Regions from separate parts of the Homo sapiens genome. Here region 1 is linked to region 2. The links are chromatin loops, found by intact Hi-C in ENCODE. Cell type or tissue: Caco-2. All regions are shown on one strand.

Region 1 (8,000 bases), 250 kb after region 2:
GTCATCTGAATTCATTACACATTTCCCAATTAATTTGAAGAAAGCAGTTCATGATATATGCAAACATTTACCTGTTTTTGCAACTGTGTTTTGTTAAATTGTGTAGCTATGTTTGCAATATTTATAAAAAATTAAAAGAACTTGAACACCCAAAAATGAAGGCTTTATTAAGTGTGGCATATTCATATAATGGAACATCCTTTTAAAATAATGTTTTAAAACAATATTTACTGGCAAAGAAGGTTAATAATATGTTGCTAAACCAAAGAAGCATGATGTCTTTTTATGTTTACAAATAACAATAATATGAAATCTGAAGAATATACAATAAGATGAAGATAACAGTGATTACTTCCTGGCTGTTGTTGGTATAAGTGACTTTTTAATTCTATTTTACTTATCTATATCTTTCAATTATTTCTGAACAATCATATATTCATATATTGCCTGTGTAATAAAAATAAAACAAAGAAATCTACTTGATTCAAATCCCCTTACATTAAAATATGGAATGGGACATTCAAGCAGAAATAAAGTTCCGATTTTTAAAGATGGAATAGCACTTCAGAATGTAAAACCTCAATTTTCTTCCTGCATTAGGTACATGAGAAAAGGGATCACTGGTGATACGATTTGGCTGTGTCCCCACCCAAATTTCCTCTTGAACTGTAGTTCCCATAATCCCCACATGTCATGGGAGGGTCCTGGTGGGAGGTAATTGAATCATGGGGGTGGTTACCCCCATGCTGTCCTCATGGTAGTGAGTTCTCATGTGATCTGATGGTTTTATAAGAGGCTTTTCTCACTTTGCTTGGCACTTCTCCTTCTTGCTGCCATATGAAGAAGGATGTGTTTGCTTCCCCTTCTGCCATGATTGTTTGTTTCCTGAGGCCTCCCCAGCCATGCCGAACTGTCAGTCAATTAAACCTCTTGCCTTTATAAATTACCTAGTCTCAGGTAGGTCTCTATTAGCAGCATAAGACAGGACTAATACATTTGGTAACAAGAAGCAAAATTACTAGAAAACTTTGTGTCAGCCATTTCCATAAGTAAGATTTACAAGATAGTACCAGCTAAAGTAGGGACTAAAAGAGATTAGTCAAATCAAGCACCTACTAATTAATTCAAGGGCCAAATATCCTTATTATTCTGATTTACCAACCATCCAGATAAGGCATATTCAAAGAACTTCATAAATTGTGACAGTTATTAACAATCAGATTGGACACTTGGGAATGCCCAAGGTAAGGATGGAGCCTCTGGCCTGAGAAAGAATGGTGACATACCTCTTAGTATAGAATTATTTTTATGGATTTTCACTTCCTGAAAGAGTACATGGCCTTAGGCAATGCACTTTGATACACGTGGTAAAAATAACTATTGTAATTTTTTTTTAAAATTTCTTGGACTAGGTGGTTCTTCCACTGAAAAGAGATGAGAAATTTTAAAAAATAGTGGTTTGAATTCAAAATGGGTTAGCATTTATAAAAATTAGATTTGCCTTTCTTCTAACATTATTATATTAGTAGCATGGTCATCTAGGTGCCTTGGAATAGTGGTAAACTCTACAGATACAAAAATACATACAAATAAATAAATATTTATATAAATACATACTACAGATTATCATAAAATATTTTCTTAAAATCTGAGTATTTTCAATCAGTTTTGGCATTTGGTACTATAATAGTCTCTGAAAGATCTCTAAGCTTTAATAGTTCACTTACTTTGGCTGAGTGAACTTTTGAAATTAACTTTGAAATTTTGAAAACACCAATATGATCCTGTCCCTCATACCAACTACCTATGCTTAAAAAACATAACTGACTCTCCATTATTAAAACAGAATTTTTTTTTTTTTTTTGAGATATGGAGTCTCGCCCTGTCGCCCAGGCCGGAGTGCAGTGGCACCATCTCGGCTCACTGCAAGCTCCGCCTCCCGGGTTCACGCCATTCTCTCACCTCAGCCTCCAGAGTAGCTGGGATTACAGGCGCCCGCCGCCACGCCTGGCTAATTTTTTGTATTTTTAGTAGAGACGGGGTTTCACCATGTTAGCCAGGATGGTCTCCATCTCCTGACCTCGTGATCCGCCCGCCTCGGCCTCCCAAAGTGCTGGGATTACAGGCGTGAGCCACCGTGCCTGGCCCTAAAACAGAAATTCTTAACTTTATGGTGAGGTTGCAGATTTACTCACACAACATTCAGATGTGTAAAAAATAAAATAAAATAAAAATATAAAAAACCTCCTTTATTTTTTATTTACTGTTCTGGTCTTCAAAGACCTCATCAGTAAAAGACCTCATTTACTTAAAAGACCATAAAAGACCTCATTTACTTAAAAGACCTCATTCTGAGAAGTATCAGAGGAAAAAGAATCTGGTAAGTCAAAAGATGGAGAAATTTTGGTGCATGCCCCTTTAAACAGTCTCTAAGTAATTTAGGCTATTTAAATGAGCCAGGAAAATCCAAAATCAGAGTTCTGTCCCCTCTCTTAACCTTCCTCCTAGGTGACAATGAAGTTTATGAGAAAAGTAAAGATAACACAAGATCTCATGCTGCTGGAGGACGGAGAAATAAGACTGTTTGAAACTCCCCAGAGTTCTGTGGGTCCTGGCTGGCCTATGCATGAAGTGGTTGTTCTGGGACCCTCCCAGTAGTGATCATAAAGTGCTACTCTTCTGAAGGGATGGGTTGCCCCTCCACACCTGTGGGCGTTTCTCATTAGGTGGAAAGAGAGACTTGGAAAATAAACAGATGCAGAGGCAAAGTATAGAGAAAGAAAAATGGGCCCAGGAGACCAGCATTCAGCATACGGAGGACCCACGCTGACACCGGCCTCTGAGTTCCCTTACTATTTATTGATCATTATCGGGCATTTCCCAGAGAGGGGGATGTGGCAGGACAATAGGATAATAGTGGAGAGAAGATCAGCAGGTAAACACGTGAACAAATGTCTCTGCATCATAAACAAGGTAAAGAAAAAAGTGCTGTGCTTTTGATGTGCATATACATAAACATCTCAATGCCTTAAAGAGCAGTATTGCTGCCAGCATGTCCCACCTCCAGCCCTAAGGCAGTTTTCCCCTATCTCAGTAGATGGAATATACAATTGGACTTTACACCGAGACATTCCATTGCCCAGGGAGGAGCAGGAGACAGATGCCTTCCTCTTATCTCAACTGCAAAGAGGCGTTCCTTCCTCTTTTACTAACCCTCCTCAGCACAGACCCTTTACTGGTGTCAGGCTGGGGGACAGTCAGGTGTTTCCCTTCCCACGAGGCCATATTTCAGACTATCACATGGGGAGAAACCTTGGACAATACCTGGCTTTCCTCGGCAGAGGTCCCTGTGGCCTTCCGCAGTGTTTTGTGTCTCTGGGTACTTGAGATTAGGGAGTGGTGATGACTCTTAACAAGCATGCTGCCTTCAAGCATTTGTTTAACAACGAACATCCTGCACAGCCCTTAATCCATTTAACCCTGAGTGGACACAGCACATGTCTCAGGGAGAACAGGGTTGGGGGTAGAGTTACAGATTAACAGCATCTCAAGGCAGAAGAATTTTTCTTAGTACAGAACAAAATGGAGTCTCTTATGTCTACTTCTTTCTACACAGACACAGTAATAATCTGATCTCTCTTTCTTTTCCCCACATTCTTCCCATCACCTTTCCTTTCTGCTAGCCTTGACCACACCAAATCCCCAGGTACCATGCCCTCTTTGCACCATGCTAGGCTCTCCAGGTCTCCCAGTTCACCTTGTACCCTCAATATCAAGATAGCAGGCTGAGCATGGTGGCTCACGCCTGTAATCCCAGCACTTTGGGAGGCCAAGGCGGGTGGATCACTTTAGGTTAGGAGTTCAAGACCAACCTGGACAACATGGTGAAACCCCATCTCTACTAAAAATACAAAAATTACCAGGCGTGGTGGCGGGCACGCGTAGTCCCAGCTACTCGGGAGGCTGAGGCAAGAGAATTGCTTGAACCTGGGAGGTGGAGGTTGCAATGAACTGAGATTGCACCACTGCACTCCAGCCTGGGTGACAGAATCAGACTGTGTCTCAAATAATAATAATAATAATAATAATAATAATAATAATAATAATAACATAAGGATGCTTCTGTGTCTCTTCTATGTCACATCCCCCGCTCCAAGTAAACAGGTGCCTTATGCTAGCATCTACACATTGTGTACATGAAAAGGCAAAGAGAAAAAGATACATTAATATTTTTCAAACTGGAAAATCTGCTTGCTGCCAGTCTACTCCTCTGGTCTCATCTGGCAACATGTAATTCTAGCCACACAGGTGTTTTATCAGTCTTTCAAACTTCCACTTCCTGCCATGATGGAATAACAGGGACTTAATTTACCCTTCCATGTGAAACAACCATAAAAATGGACAAGACATAAAACAATGGCTTGTAGATACTGGTAGCACAGGACTGCAATTCCTGAGACAAGGAAAGCAAACGATGTGAGCCCTGCAGTTGGATCAGCTCACCGCCTAAAGAGTTTGCAGGCTGCAGTGCAGGGTGGGTGCAATGGTTTGAATGTGTACTCTCCAAAATTTAGGTGTTAAAACTTACTGGCCAATGTGAGAGTATTAAAAGGTGGAGCTTTTAACATGCAATTAGGTCATGAGAGCTCCTCCCTTGAGAGTGGGATTATGGCCCTTATAAAAGATGCTTCACACTTGCCCCTCCACCTTCTACCATACATGTGAGAAGACAGTTTTCCTCCCCTCCAGAAAATGCAGCAACAAAGAACTATCTTGGAAGCAGAGAGCAACCCTCGCCAGACAACCAAACCTGCTAGTGCCTTGATCTTGGATTTTTCAGCTTCCAGAACTGTGAGAAAATTAATTTTTTCTTTATAAATTACCCAGTCTCTTGTATTTTGTTATAGCAGCACAAAATAGAAAAAGATGAAGAACCTAGGAGAAGTCCATTGACTTCCCTGAGTTGAGGAGATGGAGCTGAGAGTTCAAGGAGGCCAAGGAAGCAAGAGTTCACAAGGCTGTCAAAGCTGTCAGAATCAAAATGGAGTTACTTGTGTCATGCCCTGACAAAATGGACCTGAGGAAGGCCATGAAGGGAGGGCTCTCATGCATGTTTGCCTGATAACAAAACTATCAAAACAGACTGCAAAAACCACAACCTTGCACAAAGGTCACCACAACCTTGTCCAGTAAATGCTTCTGCAAGGGCGTCTGCCCAGCAACTTTCTGTTTAACCTTGGACTGATTTGCCCTTGTTATTGATCTTTGTAGCCAAGGATGATTGATTTAAAAACAAAACAACAAACAAGAAAACATAGGTAATCCTCCTCATTTGCCTTTAAAAACTCCCCATTGCCTCAACCTCTTGGAATATGCACATAATTTACATGTTATGCATATTCCCATTGCAATGCTACTCCTGAATAAATACTATTTTCTTTTATAGAGTCTCCCTGTCTGTTTGTTATTTAGTTGGACATGGCAGACTACCGCAGAGGAGAGAACTATAGAGAAAGAAAACCCAGAGATCTGCAGAGGGTCCCCCTTGAGTATTCAGCCAAATATTGATCAGGATATGCATGTGAGCAAATTATCCAAAGCTGGAAAAAGAAACACCCAAGCAGCAGGGGAAACAACCCTTAGGGTTCACCCAGAGCTGAGAATAGCTTATGTGCCCACCGGTGAGATTGGAAACTGAAGGGTGGCCTGCCCCTCCACACCTGTGGGCTTCTCTCATCAGGTGGAACCAGAGACTTGAGAAAAGAAAGAGACACAGAGACAAAGTACAGAGAAAGAAAAGTCGGCCCAGGGGTGCTCAGCATGCGGAGGACCCCTGCCGGCACAGTCTCTGAGTTCCCTCAGTATGTATTGATCATTATCGGGCGTTTCTCGGACAGGCGGATGTGGCAGGACAATAGGGTAACAGTGGAGAGAGGGTCAGCAGGAAAACATATGAACAAATGTCACTGCATCATAAACAAGGTAAAGAAAAAGTGCTGTACTTTTGATGTGCATATACATAAACATCTCAATGCCTTAAAGAGCAGTATTGCCTCCAGCATGTCTCACCTCCAGCCCTAAGGCAGTTTTCTCCTATCTCAGTAGATGGAACATGCAATCGGGTTTTACACCAAGACATTCCATTGCCCAGGGACGAGCAGGAGACAGATGCCTTCCTCCTATCTCAACTGCAAAGAGGGCTTTCTCTTTTACTAATCCTCCTCAGCACAGACCCTTTACTGCGGGCTGGGGGATGGTCAGGTCTTTCCCTTCCCACCAGGCCATATTTCAGATTATCACATGGGGAGAAACCTTGGACAATACCTGGCTTTCCTAGTGTCCCTGGGTACTTGAGATTAGGGGGTGGTGATGACTTTTAACAAGCATACTGCCTTCAAGCATTTGTTTAACAAAGCACATCCTGCATAGCCCTAAATCCATTAAACCTTGAGTCGACACAGAACATGTTTCTGCAAGCACAGGGTTGGGGGTAGGGTTACAGATTAACAGCATCTCAAGGCAGAATAATTTTTCTTAGTACAGAACAAAATGGAGTCTCTTATGTCTACTTCTTTCTACATAGACACAGTAACACTCTGATCTCTCTTTCTTTTCCCCACAGGAAACCCTCTTAATTCAAGGGGCATTGGATAGAATACTAAAAACATTACTACTTTACTAAAAGGGCAAAATTGGCTACTAAATGCTGCTCTGGTCCCATTTAACAAATCTTAAGAACAAAAAACAGAAGCAAACTGTTTCTAAGTAATTTAACAGCATCCTAGGACAAAATTCAAGAATATGCATAGAAATACAAAAATATTCAACTCCCAAAAAGGTAAAATTCACATTTTCTAGCATATAATTAAAACTTACCATAGTTACAAAGAAGCAGGAATATATAGCCCATAATAAGGATAAAAATCAATCAATAAAAACAGACTTAGAAATAACACAGATTTAGTAGACAAGAACATCAAATCAGTTAGTATAAATACATGCCATATATTCAAGAAGCTTTGAGCATGCAAAGACATGGAAGATAATGGAAAAGAACTCAAATCAAACTTCTAGAGCTTAAAAATGCAATGTCTGCATATCATCTCAACGTAAGTCCTTAACACATACTGTTGCCTTTGCCTGGAACACTCTTCCTCTCCCACTTCATTTGCTGAAAGTAAACCTTCAGATTTCATCCTATCATCACTCTCTCAAGGAAAGTTTGCTTGGTCTGCAAGTAATATATCACATCCCTTGGCTAAATGATGTTATGGCTCCAAATACCATTCATTTACTGTCCTTATCACAAATACAATTTTACATTATTTGTGTAATCTCTGTCTCCATCACTATTCCAAGCACCATGGTGACACAACTCACGTACAGTTTTCTTCACTATTGTCTAGTGCCTTGCGTAGTGCTTGTAAATCCAAAATTGCAGACAGTTTAAAATTTGTCAGCTCAACTCTATGAGTCTTGATATTTCAAACTAGGAACATCTGTACATATAAAAACATAAATGTAGTCAGCCTTTTGGATGCAGAGAACTAACAGGTTTCCCCTCTCAATAGCTCCTTTAGTGAAGAAAACACAAAGTTTTTGCATTTCTTTAGCTGCAGTACCCAAGGGATATATAGAATTATACCTTTGGTTCTGAAGCAGATAGCCCTAATCTTTAATCCTATTTAATCCTATATTTAAATTTTAATTTAAATTTAATCTTTTTAAATTGTGGGAAAGGATTAATGGTATTAAATGTCTTTTATGTTCCTATATTAATGATTTGCACTTGGAGTTTTCTGAAATATTAGAAACGTTTGCTACAATTAACTAAGCTGGAGATAAATGCAAGTGTTACAGAATGCCAAAAGAGAAAATTCTATTTAATAGTTAAAAGGAAATTACTTCCAGCTGGTATGGCTGGAACAAAACTATTAAAAAAAATTTTTTTTAAATATATCAGTGGGATACTTTCAAGTAGTAGATCCTCTCTTCCTCCT
Region 2 (8,000 bases):
TTGTTTAAAGGACTACCAAAAGAAGTATTGCTATTTTATGGTTTTTATGGTGTAAATTATTTTTCTGTCTTCTTGAGTCTTATGTCTAAGTCTGTCTTCCTTGTCCAGATGCTGTCATATTTTTCCAGGAAATTATACTGAAAACATATTTAAAAATTTATGCACGATTTCATCAACTTGTTTTTCATTATATTATATTTAGTTCAATTTTGCAACTAACAGACTCTCTATCAGAGTCATTAACCTGTGAACAGTATAAAGTATTTAACATGTAACTATAGATAATTTGATCCGAAACAATAAAAATGAACACTTTTCAAGAATATGGATACCTCTTTTGTCTAATTTTTTTAAAGACCAGATTTTACCAAAGAATCATGTTGTCTTCCTGACAAAAGTCATGCTACATTCCTGTTCTCATGGAAACTATTACATCTAGGATTACAAAGTCAGTGATATATCATTCAGAGAAGTCTTAATATATGCATTTCATTATAGGAAAAGCACAATGAGAAGGATGGTGAATGGAACTTTTCTACTAAGGATAGAATGAGAGAAGAAGTATTACTAACTAGAAAAATGATTTGGCATTAGTGTATTTGTAGTTTTTGTTTGTTTGAAAGACTTCTTAAAATCTGTTTATTGAATAAACCACTTTCACTTGACTTACCCATAGAGACTATTTCAAAATGGAATACTGATGTTTTTTTAAACCTATAATTTCATCTTTCTTTTTTCCTCCACAGAGTTAGACTGGAGTTTAGTGATAGAATAGTAGTAAACAAATAGGAATTGTTTTTTTTTTTGAGACGGAGTCTCGCTCTGTCACCCAGGCTGGAGTGTAGTAGTGCGATCTCAGCTCACTGCAACCTCCGCTTCCCGGGTTCAAGCAATTCTCCTGCCTCAGCCTCCCAAGTAGCTGGGGCTACAAGTGCCCGCCACCATGCCCGGCTAATTTTTTGTATTTTTGGTAGAGATGGGGTTTCACCGTGTTAGCCAGGATGGTCTCGATCTCCTGACCTCATGATCCGCCCCCCCTCGGCCTCCAAAAATACTTGGCCTCCAAAAATACGCCCGGCCAAGAAATTTAAGAAAATATTACTATTTGGTGTGTGATAATTAGTCTATCATTTTTAAAGTACCTATAATTTATATGTAATAGTGTTTGACACTTTTATATATTGACTGGCACAAAGTTCAGGAAAAAAACTTAGATTGAAAATTCCTTGCTAAATCAGCATGATGATTTTCTTCAGTAAGCTGGCCTTCACTAATTGCTTATGTGGTTCATATCATGACATCAGCAAAAACTCTGTACTGAAATACTGCCATAGAATCAGTCCAGGTCATCTGTAAGTACAAGTGTTAGCGATATCTATAGGTAATGGATCCCTAAACAAAATGTATAGGAATAAATGTAATGTGACCACACTAAGAATGGAAAGAAGCTTATTGGTAAACTGTGATTAATTAAGTCAATTTATACTACTATGGTTTAAAATACTTTCATTACTCTCATGATATTCATCATTTTCCATATCACTACATTGGTTATTTTTCTTTACATAGTTTATTTCAATATACTCTTGCTGACAGTTGCTTTCTGCCTTGATAAACTGATTTTCTAAATATATTCCTTCTTTGTAATTTTGTGTAATTTGCATTTTTAAATACGCATTCATTGGAATCCTAAATTGAATTAGACCATATTTACTGAACTATACTATAAATATTTAGTTTGTTTTTATGTTTCTTTATATTTGTATATTTGACCCCATGTGTTGTCTTATCAGGTTATCTCTGTTGATGCTCTTTATCCAACATTGTACTGCTCTGACAGTATTTAAAAATTCACTTGGGCAAACTGTTAACTGGAAGCTGGGTTGTGAACAGAAGCTGGCACTGTGAAAGAAAAGCAGAGCTGGACATAAGTTAAAGCAGTGAAGGCAAATTTTATTCAGGAACTATTGCACTGGGGACAGAGAGACCTCAGTATAGAACGGGGCTGCATTCTGAATACCAGGATAAGTGGGGATTTTGGATAAGTGATGGTCAGTGGGTGGAAAATTACTAGAGAGGAAACCTCGAAGGGATTCTGGCTAAACTGACTTAGCAAAATTCTTGCTGAATGCAGCCAGGGTGATAAGATACTGAATGTGGGGGGGATAAGAAATTTGATTAGATATCAAAGATAAGGGATTTTCGTTAAACTGAACCAGCAGAATTCTTGCCTAATTGAACTAACTAGGCCAAGAACAGAACCCAAGTTGGGGCCTAATCAAAAAGGGATCTCAGAGGAGTATGACCAGAGCGTGGTCCAGGAGAGAATCCTATCATCATCTATAGCCCATTCTGTGACATGAGGAATGAATTGTCTGAACACTTGTTCTTCAAACAATGAAGGAATACTAGTTAAAATGCATGTGACATTCACTCACAGTTCTGTAACCTAATGGCTCTTGATCTTCCAAACTGGTCTCTGTTCTTAAGCCGTTACAAAATCTCTATTTTGATGTCAGGTTCCTTTTCTTTCTGGGGGAAAAAAATAACTCTTCTAAATGATCTGTTACAGAAATAAGTATGTTTATAGAGTCTTATTTAAATGACTTCTCCCTCCCCAAAAAGCAAATTCCTACAGATTGACCTTGTTTGAAATACTTATTCTGTGGAAGATCAAGCTTACAGGTATAACATTGAATTTCCTAAGTGGCTAATCAAAGAAAATTGGAATGAAATATAAATCAAAAACAATAAATTTATTAAAATTGCCAAATTATTTGACAGATAATAGAAAATCCAAAAGCACAAATTTATTTTTAATTGCCAGAAAGTTAAAGAAGATTGATAATAAATTATTAGATCCTTTCTAAGAAACACTGCTTTACTCTATCACATTTTATTTGATAAATACCAGAATTGAAGCTGGGTGCTTCCTTTGTTCTCCTCTTTATCATCAGCAAATTTTTTGAGTCGCCACATTATTAGGCCATGAAAACTTCAATGGGTAACAAACAGAAAAGCTTCCTCCACTTTCAGGAGCAAAGCAAAACAGGAAATAATCTGCAGGAACCGTGTGTCATAGACAAGAGTTTTCTTTTATTTTCACTTTAGGTTAGTAATTCTCCTGGGTAATCAATAATCTCTAAGCAAGAATCAGTCTTTTCTAAAGTGATGGAACTTATATTGATGCATTGCATATAGTGGATTGAAATATCCTTCCAACTTAGGTGATTAATTTGTGTTTTTTCCTTCTTGAATGAAAAAGAATATGAGAAACAAATGAACATGTTATGTTATTTGCAATTTACTTTAAATCAAATATATTAGAATCCATTTACTGTTGCGAATTGGTTATATTTGAAATATCTTTTTATATTATCTGTGAACATTAATGAAAATGCTGGGGTAAATGAAAAAAGATGAAATTTCAAGTCACCAAATATACAACTAGGGAAATTATGTTCATATGCCTTATTCACCTAATGGATAATATAATTTCATTTCTGAAAAGAAACTTTAAAAAGTAATATTAATGTGCTAGTATAAGTCATGAGTTGCTTAATGACAGGAATATGTTCTAAGAAATGTGTCATTAGATGATTTGTCATTGTGTAAACACCATAGGGTGTATTTCTATATACCTACATGGGATAGACCACTACATCTAGGCTAGAGTATATGGGATAGTCTGTTGCTTCTAGGCTACAAACCTGTACAGCATGTTACTATACTGAATAGTGCAGACAACTGTAATACGATGGTAAGTATTTGTGTTTCTAAACATATGTAAGCATAGAAAAGGTACAATAAAAATATAGAATAAAAGGTAAAATGCAGTACACCTATATAGGGCATTTAACTTGAAAGGAGCCTGCAGACTGGAAGTTGCCCTGAGTAAGTGGTGAGTGAGTATGAAGTCCTAGGATATTATTACACTACTGTTGACCTTTTTTTTTTTTTTTTTTTTTTTGAGATGGAGTCTCGCTTTGTAGCCCAGGCTAGAGTACAGTGGCGTGATCTCAGATCACTGCAACCTCTGCCTCCCGGGTTCAAGCAATTCTCCTTGCCTCAGCCTCCTGAGTACCTGAGATTACAGGCGCCCACGACCATGCCCAGCTAACTTTTGTATTTTTTAGTAGAGATGGGATTTCACCACATTGGGCAGGCTGGTCTTGAACTCCTGACCTCAGGTGATCCATCTGCTTTGGCCTCCTAACATGCTAGGATTACAGGCATGAGCCACCATGCCCAGCCACACTACTGTAGAGTTTTTAAAGGCTGTACACTTAGGCTACAGTAAGTTTAATTTTTGAAATTTCTTTAATAATAATTAACCTTAGCTTCATAAATTTTTTACTTAATTTTTTACCTTTTAATATGTGTTATATATTGTATTCTTAAGCAACAAAATATAGCAAGTTCACCTGCTGTTATAAGCATGGTAAATCCCTAAGTGATCAAAATGTTTGATGCTTATCACTCAGAAATACAGTTAAAGAGTATAAAAGGTATTTAATGTGCAGTTATCTATTTTAATGTCATTATTTTGTCCTCTACTTCCTAAGTGAGGTGACCTGAACCACTTTGGTGTCTTTACTGATCATTATAACTACTAACCAAGTATATACTGAAAGGTTTTTACTAAATAAGAATATAATTACAGACAGCAACATACTATGTGCTGCATACTTTTAGTTTCAAAAACTCCCCTGAATTATTTAAAGAACAAGTATACATATCCAAAATTGTAATTTTTAAATTTCCTATAAATTTTAGATCATATTCAGTAGGTATCTAAGGTTGTTACATTTTTCAAAGATTATACATTCTTGTATCTTATAAATGCAGCTAGAACATAAGCCACTCTATGCCTAAACCACAAGAGGGCTCCCTCTCATTGGTTTCGGAATTGTAGATGTCATTCAAAAAAAACCATGAGGCTAATTTCATTAATGATTGGGGGCAAGATTTTGGCATAAAAGGGTGTTTTAAATCTTTTTAATACAACAAGTCAATATAAACCTTATACTTTAACAGCTTCATTAAACAGTTTTGTGGCAGAACTTTCTCAAAACCCTTATTTACAAGCAATGAAATGGAGCCTAAGGATATAAGGCAATTTTGTTCGAGGCTACTGATGCTAGTCACTGTTGAAGCCAGAACTATACTCTCCATCAGTCTCTGTTCTTGATCTTCAAATTGTAGTAAGAGGGTTTAGCAACTGTGAGATAAATGCTAATATCTTCCTGTGGAGACAATTTTACTATAAAGTTTGAAAGAAATACATACTAAAAATGTAAAATTAGAATGAGTATAAAATCTGAAACAGAAACAGAAAAAAAATTCAGTGTTACAGAAGAGAATATGCCATAGATACCTGTTTTGTCTTCCAATTACTTTCCAATTTCACTAAGGCTTCTTGGTGGAAATGTTTAACCATCGCTGGAAACCATGCTGCTCTCTTGAGCTAATTTAAGAAATAGAAAGACAGGGTACTGATGAGTATGTATATTAATTTCGAAGTCAAGAAAGCATGTGCAAGGGTCTCATTAGCATTTAGATCCCTAACATGAAGTTCCTGTTCCACTTCTCTGTGCTTCATTTGAAGTCAATGTACTCTTCCACACAGTTGACTGAATGCCAAAATGTTGGATATGCTAAATGTAGACACAACTTTACATGCAAAAAGAAGATGAAGAGACAAAGAGAATTCTCGCTTAGTTCTCCATTATTATAGCATATAAGAAACCTCTACCTTAAAATACTAAAACAACTGGTTTATTTGATTGAGTTAACCAGCCATTAATAGTATAAAGATTTAGCACCATGGTATCACATATATAAGAGATAGAATCTATGGAATATCAAAATATGTTGTCAAGATGGCCACGTTTTAGTTACAATTATATGTCATGTTCTTTGCCTTATTTCAACGTGTGACTTAAAATCTATACCTTCAAAGTAACAATAGTGTCTTAATTGCAATGTTTAAACCACAAAGCAAATATTTGTTAATTTAGGTGTGTTCTTTGACTGTTACTTTCTGGCTTTCAACATATGGCTAAATTTCATTCTTAATATCAATTTCTACTTAATAGTGAAAATATAAATATTTCAATTAGACATTAAAAACTTTTATCTCATGCATGAAACTAATTTTGAAAAGCATTTGGATAAGATTCCTTGATTCATCTCTCCTTTATGTCTTTCTGAAGAAAAATAAAATATACTGTAAATCAACATCTTAGGCACATGGTAAAATTATAATTTAGGAATACAAAATATAAATAATATGACCCTCCAATTTCAGAATAATCTAAAAACATAGGAATTGGCATCCCTAAAAACCATGCTAATCTTCTAGAATTGTAATACAGAAAAGCACATTTTGGAAAAAGAAAGGGAACATGAAATTATTTGAACTAGGCTAACCTTTAAAAGTTAATTTGGCCAGCACAGTGGCTCACGCCTGTAATCTTAACACTTAGAAAGGCTGAGGCAGGCGGATGGAGTGAGCCCTGGAGTTCAAGAGCACCTTGGGCAACATGGCAAAACCCCGTCTCTAATTAAATAAATATAATACATAAATAAATACGTAACAATTTTTAAAAAGTTAATTTGGGTGCCTCTTTGTTCTTCATTATTCTCCTTTGTTTTTTCCTAAGTACATGTTTATTGTTTAATAAATTTATGATATTTTTATTGCTTACTGGAGGTTTGGTATAAAGGTTGAAGCCATGAGTTTACTTTCAATTTCTGTGTATTCATTAATAATAAAATTTACTTAAAATGTTGCAGCTTATAAACTTTTTGGCAGTCATTTTCAAAACCTGAAAAACAAACACATAAATCAAATGATAGTCATGGTTGAAACAATCAGAAGGGTTTTCAATGAATAAAATAATTTTTGTGTCACTCTTTCTGACAAGTTAGAAACTATTGCAATAGACCAGGCACAGTGACTCACACCTGTAATCCCAGCACTTTGAGAGGCAGAAGCGGGTGGACCACTTGAGGTCAGAAGCTCAAGACCAGCCTGGCCAACATGGTGAAACCTTGTCTCTACAAAAAATACAAAAATTAGCTGGGTGTGGTGGCACAGTCCTGTAGTCCCAGCTACTTGGGAGCCTGAGGCACAAGAATCACTTGAACCCTTGAACCCAGGAGGCGGAGGTTGCAGTGAGCCAAGATTGCACCACCACACTCCAGCCTGGGAGATGAAGTGAGACTCTGTCTCAAAAAAATAAATAAATAAAAACAAACTCTTACAATAAAGTCAACAAGTCAGAAGTTTAATTGAAATATTTCAAGATAAATATATTGTCTTTGCTTCTTCCAAATTTATGCTTGCCCTAGGTCATCACAGGTTTTAAAATTTAGGAGATTAATTAGGTTCAAGGTCCCTGCTCAGTATGTTCAGTAGAGCCAGAGGGACACCTGTGAGGGGAAGAACAATACCACATTAAATTACACAATCGGGGCATTGAAAAGCATTCTAAACCTTGGGGGTGGATTCATAGTAGTCCAGTTACCTAGAAGTCATGTTAGTTTTCTATAGTCATCTCTAGTGAGGAATAAACAAAAACAAAAACAAAAAACAGAGTGCTTGAGGCCAAAATGGTATGCATTTTCCTTTCTTAGAAATGCTGGAAGTCATAGCCTCTCGCCTAGTATTAACCTGATTTAGTCACCGAGACCTTTACCCAGTCATAGTGAATGTGACTCCATGCTTGAAACCATGAGTAAGCTGTTCCTCATACAACAAGATGGATAGTTTTTACAGTCTTTCCATTAATGGGGTGAGTTAAAGTTTAGTAATGAGGATCAAGATCAACAGAAGACTTACACACATTCTAATTCATGTCTCTAATACCACATGACTGTAATTGCTGTATATACATGCCACCACTAAAACTGCAATCCCTAGAGTAAGGACCATTTATTATTTATTTTTGAAACCTCAAGCACTTGTCTAGTAAGTAATCAGTAGTATGTGGTCG

The links. Hi-C counts contacts between places; a loop is a spot of excess contacts. Peaks named below come from ENCODE experiments on the same cell type or tissue, not always from the same donor. Only the 100,000 strongest peaks of a DNase experiment are listed, where the experiment ranks them.
Region 1: a loop joins it to region 2, with 10 times the contacts of the local background. A loop is called at or near these places in 6 of 110 quality-filtered maps.

The regions. Positions count from the first base shown.
Region 1 is chr4:174,378,683-174,386,682 of GRCh38, reverse strand. All of the region lies in intron 2 of LOC105377547 (a long non-coding RNA gene), which reads right to left. Among named protein-coding and RNA genes, the nearest start is that of MIR4276, 41 kb to the left of the region's middle. RefSeq lists enhancers at 2,815-3,461, 3,462-4,109. In Caco-2, no CTCF peak of the experiment used is centred here; DNase peaks (open chromatin) are centred at 2,762, 3,292 and 6,192.
Region 2 is chr4:174,629,243-174,637,242 of GRCh38, reverse strand. It overlaps GLRA3 (glycine receptor alpha 3), which reads left to right. Exons shown (of 10, transcript NM_006529.4): 10 at 1-323. LOC105377551 (a long non-coding RNA gene) reads right to left here. Exons shown (of 4, transcript XR_939494.3): 2 at 6,711-6,830; 3 at 5,378-5,467; 4 at 1,942-2,532. Among named protein-coding and RNA genes, the nearest start is that of HPGD, 110 kb to the right of the region's middle. In Caco-2, a CTCF peak has its summit at 4,879 (motif pointing right); no DNase peak of the experiment used is centred here.